4 separate regions of the Homo sapiens genome follow, and regions 2, 3 and 4 are each linked to region 1. The links are chromatin loops, found by intact Hi-C in ENCODE. Cell type or tissue: endothelial cell of umbilical vein. All regions are shown on one strand.

The links. A loop is a pair of places that touch in the nucleus more often than their neighbours do. Peaks named below come from ENCODE experiments on the same cell type or tissue, not always from the same donor. Only the 100,000 strongest peaks of a DNase experiment are listed, where the experiment ranks them.
Region 2: it touches region 1 in a loop (7-fold over the local background); 6 of 110 quality-filtered maps call a loop at or near these places.
Region 3: a loop joins it to region 1, with 7 times the contacts of the local background. A loop is called at or near these places in 3 of 110 quality-filtered maps.
Region 4: a loop joins it to region 1, with 11 times the contacts of the local background. A loop is called at or near these places in 10 of 110 quality-filtered maps.

Annotation. Positions count from the first base shown.
Region 1 is chr9:98,314,372-98,316,871 of GRCh38, reverse strand. All of the region lies in intron 13 of GABBR2 (gamma-aminobutyric acid type B receptor subunit 2), which reads left to right. Among named protein-coding and RNA genes, the nearest start is that of TBC1D2, 60 kb to the right of the region's middle. In endothelial cell of umbilical vein, a CTCF peak has its summit at 1,158 (motif pointing left); a DNase peak (open chromatin) is centred at 1,111.
Region 2 is chr9:98,363,925-98,366,424 of GRCh38, reverse strand. All of the region lies in intron 12 of GABBR2 (gamma-aminobutyric acid type B receptor subunit 2), which reads left to right. Among named protein-coding and RNA genes, the nearest start is that of TBC1D2, 110 kb to the right of the region's middle. In endothelial cell of umbilical vein, a CTCF peak has its summit at 1,041 (motif pointing right); a DNase peak (open chromatin) is centred at 914; H3K27ac peaks cover 589 bases.
Region 3 is chr9:98,409,027-98,411,526 of GRCh38, reverse strand. All of the region lies in intron 7 of GABBR2 (gamma-aminobutyric acid type B receptor subunit 2), which reads left to right. Among named protein-coding and RNA genes, the nearest start is that of TBC1D2, 150 kb to the right of the region's middle. In endothelial cell of umbilical vein, no CTCF peak of the experiment used is centred here; a DNase peak (open chromatin) is centred at 1,106.
Region 4 is chr9:98,522,478-98,524,977 of GRCh38, reverse strand. The region is part of intron 3 of GABBR2 (gamma-aminobutyric acid type B receptor subunit 2); the gene reads left to right. Among named protein-coding and RNA genes, the nearest start is that of GABBR2, 190 kb to the left of the region's middle. In endothelial cell of umbilical vein, a CTCF peak has its summit at 1,255; a DNase peak (open chromatin) is centred at 2,297; H3K27ac peaks cover 1,077 bases.

The sequences.
Region 1 (2,500 bases):
CTTGGGCAAGTTACTTCACCTCTCTGTGACTCTGTTTCCTCATCTGTGAAATAAGTATAACACCTTGTTGGATTTTTGTGACTTCAACAAGATGACGGGTGTAGAGTTCCCAACCCAGCAGTGAGCACATCATTGTCACTCATGATAAGGCAGCTCTTGGTGTCCTTATGGCTGATGTTATCTGGTGAAGTCAGCCCTCTCTCTCTGAGGCTGCCTCTCATGGGAACTGTCCTGGTCTTACTGGAATGGGAGAGCCATGAGGACAGGGCTCTTGTCTATCCAGGTTATTGCTGCATGCCCAGAACAGTATCTGGCAAATGGTAGTGCTTAACAGTTATTCACTGTATGAATGAATGAATGAATGATTTCTTAGGCAATTGCCAAAGAGAGCAACAAGTAAGGAAGAAAAATAACAAAAGTGGCCGGGTGCAGCGGCTCACGTCTGTAATCCCAGCACTTTGGGAGGCTGAGGCAGGCAGACCATCTGAGGTTGGGAGTTCGAGACCAGTCTGACCAACATGGAGAAACCCCGTCTCTAATAAAAATACAAAAATTAGCTGGGCGTGGTGGCGCATGCCTGTAATCCCAGCTATTCGGGAGCCTGAGGCAGGAGAATCGCTTGAACCCAGGAGGCAGAGGTTGCAGTGAGCTGAGATTGCGCCATTGCACTCCAGCCTGGGCAACAAGAGTGAAACTCTGTCTCGAAAAAAAAAAAAGCCAGTTGAAAATTTTGCAGGCCAGCTATCCAGAGCAAGAAAAACATTCTAAGGGCAATGCAAATGCTGTCCTGTACAGAAGAGAAGAGGCCGAAGCCCGGGCTTAGGCCCTGACCCTGATGTCTGCAGGGGTCAGTGCCCTGTGCTCGCTGGCCCTGGCCTGCGTGGACAGTCCACACTGGGAACAGGCCGAGTGCAGTGCCCAAGTATAGCCTGAATACTTCCCCAACAGCTGCTCCAGAAGTGGGGGAGTCCCCCATGGTGCTTGGAAATCTGGCCTCATGTAAGGCCAGTGGGTGCCTTCCAGAGTAGCACAAGATGCTGCTGACAGCTTCACCGTTTCCGGCCCCACCGATCTATAGTAGTTGGTAGTTCTGTGTCCCCAGCAGAGGGTAATCCACCACCACCAGGCTGGACCCTTCATGTGGCTCTTTGGTGCCCTCTAGTGGTGCTGCTTTGGTGCACGACAATGACAAGGAAGCACTGGGGGTTGGGGGGTGGGTAGCCCACCTGCCCCTGCAGGTTGCATGCTCAGGTGCATCTCTCCCCATGTGTGGCTGCACAGACCACTGCGAACTCCAGGCCCAGGTAGAATCTGGATGGATTAGACAACACCTACAGCTTGTACAGTCTGCTTTGTGGTTCAGTGCAGGAGTCACTTGATTTTCTTCCAGATGCCCATTGCCAGCCTCACAGGAACAGGAACATCATCACTCCCAAAACTATCCCAACCCCTGCCACCGTAACCTCTGACCTGTGACAGGGAGATGGGGCTGCATGAGGATGACATTAGTGACCAGAACATTTTTGCAGTTTATTTCTGGATCAGCACCTGAATATGGGGAAGGTGGGTGTGGGAGCAGCTCGGCCACCCCAGGACCACTGACTTCCATGAACTCTCAGTGGACCCATCGTGTTTGTTTGCTACCCTCCTGCCAGGACTGTGCTTAAGGCTGCTGAGATGGGTGCGGAACTGAAAGGCCAAAGATAAGAATTCAGATTTCAAGATTCCGAGAGGTCAGAGCGGTGAAGGTGGGGTTGCGGGGGAAGGGGAGCAGCTAAGAGAAAGGTAAAGGTAGCCAGGCTGGAATGTCAGCAGCACAGGGGGAAAGACTGGGCTAGCAGCAGTTCTGTGAAAACTACCTGATGGGTCTTGGTCCAACCTGAAGGAACACATGAATCACTGGTGGAAGATTATATAGAAAGCCAAGGAGACCCAGAGAAAGAGGTCAAGCTGACTTGCTCAGCACTTGACTTGCTCAGCACTGCCTGGAGTACTGAGCTCCATTCAAAGCCTGTAGGAGTGGTAAATCTGTAGAGCAGTGGTAAACTCCAGCAGGTTGACTGACAAGGTGGCCTGGGTGGAGGAAGGCACAGTGGTGTGTCCCCTCTCTGTAGATCTTCCCTCCTGTGGAAGGTGTGCAGACTCAAAGAGAGAGCTTGGAATTATTCTGGGGAACCCCAGGGGAGAGATGAGCCCCGGTGAGTGGAGGTCCAGGAGGAGAAGGCTGTGGCTCCGTGAAAGCACTGTGTACTACCTCACCGGGAGCAGGAGGGAGGGGCTCCCTGCCACTGCAGTGTGTAAGCCAGGCAAGCCTTGTCAGTTTCCTGTGAAGAGCACTTCATCCCATTGAGCAATGCTGTATGACACAACTAATTTTCTCCACACCGAGAATCTAAGATTCCATCATAAATTACTGCTGTTCATTGTAGAGGAAAAGACAGGATCACCGTTAATGGGTTTGCCATTCATGCATAACTGGAATGGGTCCGTGCTACTGCAT
Region 2 (2,500 bases), 50 kb before region 1:
CACATGACATTCATTTAAATGAGTATGGTAAAGGTGTAAATTTCTCTTCTCTACCTTACCCTCCTTGTAATTGAGGGTACGCTCATTTAAACGAGCAAGGCTACGTTCCCATTAAACTTTATTTGCAAAAATAGATGGTGGGCCAAGTCAGTAGTTTGCTAATCCCTGCTCTAAACAACCCAGAAGTCACATTTAGTAAAAATCGCTGGATCTGTTGAACAGTTATTGTAAGCCAGGCTCTGGTAATCTAGTGTGGGATGTGCAAATATTATCCCCATGTTCTAGATGAGGAAACTGGTTCAGAGTGGGAAGGGAATTACCCAAGATCACACAACTAGTTAGTTCATTTCAAACTTAGATCTGATTCCAGAACCAGGTGCTTAATCATTACTGGGTGCCTTTGCTCTCATCTGCCACTAAGTACCTCCTACCCACAGAGAGAGGACTGCATGTGATAGCATCAGTGAGTACTGACGTAACCCAGAGAGAAGTTCAGGCAGCATTTAAGAGAAGGAAGGAAGTCAAAGAATCTAAGAATAGGGAGATGGCCTTGCCTAATGCAAGGGGTCTCTGGTGCTCAGATCAGTGCTTCTTTTTTTTCTTTCCTTCCTTCTGTTTTCATTATTTAAGATTATTTTAAATCACCTCTACTTGACATTGTATTTTGTATTCCCACGGGTGTACTTGTATAATTTTCACTACTAGTCTTCCCCACAAACATGCATGTTTCTTAGGGCAGAATGTTTGTTTTGTCCACTGTTGCATCCTCAGTGCCTAGAACAGAACCTGACTCAGGGTAGGCACTCAATAAATATTTCTACAATTAATAAATAAAAAGTGATTCATAACTACTTAGCCTAAACCCATTCAGTCACAAACAGTGGCTACATGCCAGGGTTTGTGAATGGTGCCAAAAGGAAAATAACCATTTCCTCTCCTCTGATTCTCAGCATCTTCCCACCACGCACCCATCCACACATGATGATTAGTCTTGTGTCTAGTAGAGCTTAGGTGCAGTATCACATTTGGCCCCTAGATGTCACTGTGTCTTACACATAAACACAGAATCACTAATTGTCAAAACCCAGGTAATGGTAGCCAGCTGCCATTTGTTGATCATCTTCTCTGTGCCAGACACTGTACTAAATGCTTTCCATACCTCATCTCATTTTATTCTTATACTAACTGTACAATTTAAGGATCACTGACCACACTTTAAAAAGAAGGAAACTGAGTCCTAGCAAAGTTAAGCAGCTTGCTCAAGATCACGCTTGACAAGAATTGGGATTAGAATGAGGTCTTCTACTTCCAAAACCTGTGTCCTTTCCTTTATACCTACTTGGAGAATAACACAGAAGCCCTCCTGCTCTCTCCCTCCCCCTGCCCCTGCCCATTTTACAAATGAGAAATGCAGAATGAGAGCAAGGAAGTGATTGGCTCATGGTCACACAGGTATCAAGGAACAGAGCCAGAATTCTAACTCAGGTCCACTTAATTTTAAATACTTTAGAAATCCACTGCCCCAGCCAGGTGTGGTGGCTCACACCTGTAACCACAGCACTTTGGGAGGCCGAGGCAGGTGGATCACTTGAGGTCAGGAGTTCAAGACCAGCCTGGTCAACATGGTGAAACCCCGTCTCTCCTAAAAATACAGAAATTAGCTGGGTGTAGTGGCACATGCCTGTAATCCCAGCTACTCAGGAGGCTGAGGCAGGAGAATTGCTTGAACCCAGGAAGGAAGTGGAGGCTGCAGTGAGCCTAAATTGCACCATTGCATTCCAGCCTAAGTGACAAAGCAAGATTCCATAAAAAAAAAAAAAAAATCCACTTCCTCAGACTTCATACTTGAGCCATTAAATTGGAAGGATTTACTTTATGACATTTACAAGAGGAAAATTCTGGTGCTCAGCTTTTAAAGCCATCTATGCCCCTTGCAGGGTATGCCTAGATTCATGGAGGAGGAGAAGCTGCTTGGGCTCAATCTTGAAATCAGGGTAGGAGTATGCCAGCAGAAAGGTGCAGGTCAGGCCTTCCAGGGGTCAGGAATAGCTGGACAAATGCCTGGGGGCTCAAACAGCCCCATGTTCAGCATCACGTAGATATGAGGCTCCTTCCAACCCATCCCCTAACTGCTAAGCTCCTTAGGCATTTTGCCCCAGTTTCTCAAGACTGGCAGGGAGTTGCCTAGTTCCCCAGAGGGTGAGAGTTAAGCTGGGTTTCTGCAAAGCACCAGCAGTTCACCATATCCTTGAAAATCTCAGAGCGGGCTTTGCCGGTGCCCTGCCCCCAGGTACAGCGGTTTTGCTGGATTTAATCTCCTTGGCAGTCACTGAGCCCACACTTTCCTCGTGTTCTTTTTACATTCGGTAACATAAAGGCCCCTCGGGTTTTTATTTCTCCTTTAAAAATGGCTTTAATCGTTAAAAACCAAACCTGGTGATATTTCTTAAGCTTCTGCCTGAGTTTTGTTTGTTTTTCCATGAGTCTCTTCCAGAACTAC
Region 3 (2,500 bases), 95 kb before region 1:
AGTTACCCTTTACAATAAGTTACCCCTTGCTGTGCCCCATCCCTGGCTATTCTCATTTCATAATTATCTTCTTTAATTCTCAGAAACAACCCTGAGAAATTTGTATTGTTCTTACTATTTTTCAAGTAGAAGAACTGATGCTCAGAAACGCTCAATGAGCATCCAAGCTCACATGGATGGCAATATTTACTCTTGTTGGCAAACGCCAAAACTTAGGGTTTTATCCGTAAGTTACCCTATACATTCTGAAGATTTCGCTGAAGGAGAAAATGCAGCTTTATGGCTCCCAATTAAACCTGAACTATTAGTTTGGATTGATTTTTATGAAACAGACTGCTTTCTTTGACGTTAGCAACATCTCTTTCAGGGGGAAAAAAAATCCTTATAAGTTATCCACTTGGAACTTTCCCTTCTGTGATTTTATTTGTATTCCAAATCTGCTCTGTGGTCATTCTTATAAACTCCTTGGAAGTTAGAATCCATTATCAATCACCATCCAGTGGAGAAAACACAAACCACTTCAGTCATTTCAGAGGGAGATTTCATACAGGAACTGGTTCCAACTTTGTTGGAAGGGATGGTGGAGGAAAACAGGTAGAGACTGTTGTGGCAGATACAGTTCTTCAGAAAATTGCCATGCCCCTTGGGCAGGAAGAATGAAAGGGAAAGTGATGTTGCCATTGCCCCTGAAATGCCTGAAGTGGTTTTTGTTTTCTTGACTGGATGTTGATTGATACCAGATCTTACTTCCAGGGAATTTATAAAAATGACCACAGAGCAGATTTGGAATACAAATGAAATAATGGAGGGAAAGCCCAGGTAGACAGGCCTCCGAGGCTCCTGCTGCTGCTGTTTCTGCTACTTTTGGGGCCCTATCTCTGGCCACTGAGCATGCAGCCAGGGGCCCCCACACTCCAACGGTTCAGGAATCAGAAGCTGCTGGGCCCCACAGACACCTGCAGTTACTCGTAGCTCCCCTTGCTGCAACCAGAGCAGAGGAAGAAAAAAAAAAAAAAAAAAAGCTTTTCCCTCATGCATGCTTATGCGTTCTTTCTAATCTCCCATGACCGCTTCCCTAAATGGAAACCAGCTGGCAGGCGATTCTGGGAAATGTAGTTTCAGGGCTTCCAGTCCCTGCCACAAGGAGGAGAGTGTAGAAGAGTGAGTGTGAACTGTGAGCCACCAGACAGTTATCAGCCCCCACCCCGGCCAGAGTTACCAAACTCCCTTGCCTTAGAATTTAACTCATCACCTGGATTGGTCTCAAATGAATGTGATGATTCTGTTACAGCCCTGGAATTGCACAAGACGAAAGCTTAAGGAGAGTCATGATATTTATCTCTACATAAAGACTACATGTGCTGGGAGAAGTGCAACCTTTGTGGGAGGGAAACCAAAAAAAAAAATTCCAGCTCAAGCTGGGGTGTTAGGAATTGAAGCTGGCCTGGCTCCCCTGGCTGAACTGCAGGCCACGGTGGCTCTGAAAGCATCTAGTGGCAGCATTGCCCCATCTGTTCCCACCATGCCCTGTTGCTCAGCTCCTTCAGGTGGCAAGAAAGAGCCAGCCCCAGCGACCTTTGATGACAGGGTGTCTGAGACAGGGTTACCCAGAAAACAGGCTCTGAGACAAAGATTTGCATACAGGAAGTTTATCAGGATATGTTTTCAGGAACAGAAGCTGGAAGGGAGGAAGCCAAGTAGCGCTGGGCAGCGGGAGAAGTCAAAATGTGATGCAGTGGCAATCATGAGCTCAGCCAATCCCAGGGGACCTCGGGATTCCATGGTCCTTCACGGGTGTCCTGAATTGAGGCAGCAGGGCTAGATCCATGACCCTTCACACTGACTGCTAGCTGCAGGTTGCCCCCAGGGAGGGGGCATAACCTGAACTAACATAGCTCTGATTGGGTGCAAGGCATCTCAACAGGAGCCAGATGCTAGCCGCTGGGGAGGAGGGCCTCCATCCTGGGTGGGGTGTCTGGGCGCACCCCTGGCATCCACCACACAGGATAAGAGGAGTCAAACGGAAGACAGGCACTGCCCTGGGCTCGGTGCTTAGCTACATTTGCCATGCAGTCTGAGCTGTGGAGGGACAGAGTCTGGCCACCAGCCTCACTGAAACCACCATCTTCTCACACCTGGATTACTGAGCCAGAGCTTCCAGAGTCTCTGCTTCCACGTTTGCCACACTACCATCCATTCTGTACCCCACAGACAGTGCAATCTTCTCCAACCTGAAATCACATCACAGGCTGCTCCGCTTCACCTCCCCACCCTCATCGCTGTTCATTAGAGTCATGTCCAGACCCTTTGTCATGGTCTCTGGGGGCAATGTGACCTGGCCCCTGTCCACCTATGCATCTGCCACCGCCCAGCCACAACCCTGCCTCCCTCACTGTGTTCCGGCCATGCTGGCCTTTTCTGTTCCTTGAACATTCCAAGCTCTTCCCCACCTGAGGGACTTGGCCCTGGCTTTTGCCTCTGGCTAGAATATTTCCTTCTT
Region 4 (2,500 bases), 210 kb before region 1:
CTTCATTCTTTCATATGAAGCTATTCAATTGTTCCAGGACCATTTGTTGAAAAGATTATTATTTCTTCATTAAATGGTCTTGGCACCCTTGTTGAAATCGACTGACCATTGTAGTATGGATTTCTTTCTGGACTACTGGAGAGTTTTTTTTTTAATAAGAGGGATTTTATCTGACTTAGGTTTTTAAAAGTGGTGCTTTTGGCACCACCGAGTAGAGGGTGGTGGTGACTTGAACTAGATAGTGAAAATCAACCAGATTCTAGATATTTTTGACAGTAGAGCTGACAAGATTTCCTGATGGAATGAATGAGTGTGTGAGCGATAAACAGTGAGGCATCAAAGATGGCGCCAAAGTTTTTGATCTGAGCAACTGGACAGAATGAGTTATCACTTCTCAACTTGAGGGAGAGTGCAGAGGAGCAAGTTTCCATGAAGGGGGTCAACAGTTTAGATACGCCTGTTGAATATCCAGATGGAGAGGTTGAATAGGCTATTGGATAAATGGGTCTGGCATTCATATTTACATTAAACCATATTGGCATTCCACTGTTTGTTGTGCTGTTTGTTTTTCTTTTAACCAATTCATCTATTTTTTTCTGTAAGTACGTATGATAATTTATATTTTGCCGTGATTGTGCTGTCTTTGTCAGGTTTAGTTGTCAGGAATATTCTAGTTTTACGACAAGAGTTGGAAAGCTTTCCATGTTTTTAGGTGCCCTATACAGTTTATAGATACAAATTAACTGCTCTTTGAAAATAAAAAGGTGTGTCTATGAAACCATCCAGGATTTTACATTTTTCAGTCTGCCCTTTTTACAAGTTATCTTTGTAGCTTCTTCCATGCTTATTGATTTTGGCTTTATACTCCTTAAATGGATTTAGTAACATATTTTCTCAAAAATAGTCCATTTCTTTGGGATCTTCAAATTTATTAGCATATATTTCAGGACAATTTTTAAAGCCTCTGTTTTTTTGTTATAGGCCCTTTCTTGTTTTTCCCACTTTTCCCCTTGATTAGATAGTTTGCTTCTTTTATTGATGTAATTGTTATTAACATCTTAAATTCTGTGGGAAAGAAATGGTTACATTTTTTATTATTTTTTCAAATGAAATTAAACCTGGATCAAGCACTCCATCTGCCAGATACACTAGGGTCAGTGTCTCTGTCTTGAAGTACCACCCCTCTCTAAAATGACCAACAACTCTGGTGGGTTTTCTAATAGAAAGCTGGGAGAGCCAGCATTCTGCAGCCCTTGCTTCCTGCTGCCACTTGAGTGTGCTGTGGACACTGGTCCCACTGGTTACTGCTGCTAATCTAGGTTCCCGGTTGCACTTCCTAGCATCCTCAAGCCCCTCCTGTAGATCTAGAACTTCTGTTGGCTTTTTCTTTTCGGATATCCACATCCCCACAGGTCAGAGAGGGTTCCTCTTAGAGCTCTACTCCCAAATGGTCCTGTTATTCCATTTTGCTACGTAATAGAGCTACACGTTTATCCTCCTTCTTAAAGCAGCTACTTGATTGCTTGAGGCCGTGGGGGAGGTCTACTTGCTTCTCCTTTAAAGATTACTCATCTTTTCAGACATTTCTCTTGCTAAAGAAGATAGCAGAAAAACACAAGTTAAGTCTTCAGTAGAGCATCCCATTATCTTGTTTTTTAACCAAAGGACCAGCTCTTGGATTCTTACTGGCTGTGCTTTGATTTATCTACTTCTTAATTTATTTTCTTCTGCTTTTCTCCTGAATAATACCTTCCCTTTATATGTAGGTTTCTTTCACCATTCTTCTTCTAATTTCTTAATTTGCATATTTATTTTTTACTCTTGTTTTGGTTGCTATTAAGCGTAGTTAAGCATATAAATGTCTTTGATTACAGCTTTGATGAAATCCTATAGTTTCAGCTAAATAATATCTCATCCTCATTATAATAAAACTATGCTACAATTGTACTTTAAGTTTAAAATATCGGTCTTCTACTTCCCTAAGTGCCAACCTAGAAATGCAACAATATCTATTGTAAGTTACATAAATCAGTACACTTGTTTACTCTCCATCCCTCACTGCCTCTAATTCTGTATTGTTATAATCTGAGTTTTAATTTGATTTTACTCTTTACATTGTGGATATGCTTTTTTCAGTTGCTATTTGAGATGTTCACTTTATTTTGAAACTATACTACAATAACTATGATTTTAAGATTCAAATCCATATTTACATGACTAATTTCTTCTGACATGAGTCAGTTTCATGAGTTATGTCTTTTGATTTATCTCTCTGTGGCATGAGTACATCTTTTGTTTTTCAGGAAGGTCATATGAGTTTTATATCTATGCCCTTGCATAAATCACAATTTCTCTCTGTAGCTTTGCCTATGAATGACAAGTTATCTAAGTATAAATTTCTATGATCATAAGCTCTCTAGACATTACATCAATGTTGTAATAAAGTCTGATGCAGTCTGATTTGGTTCCTTTGGAGATAAAGTTTTTTAGTCGCCTGTAC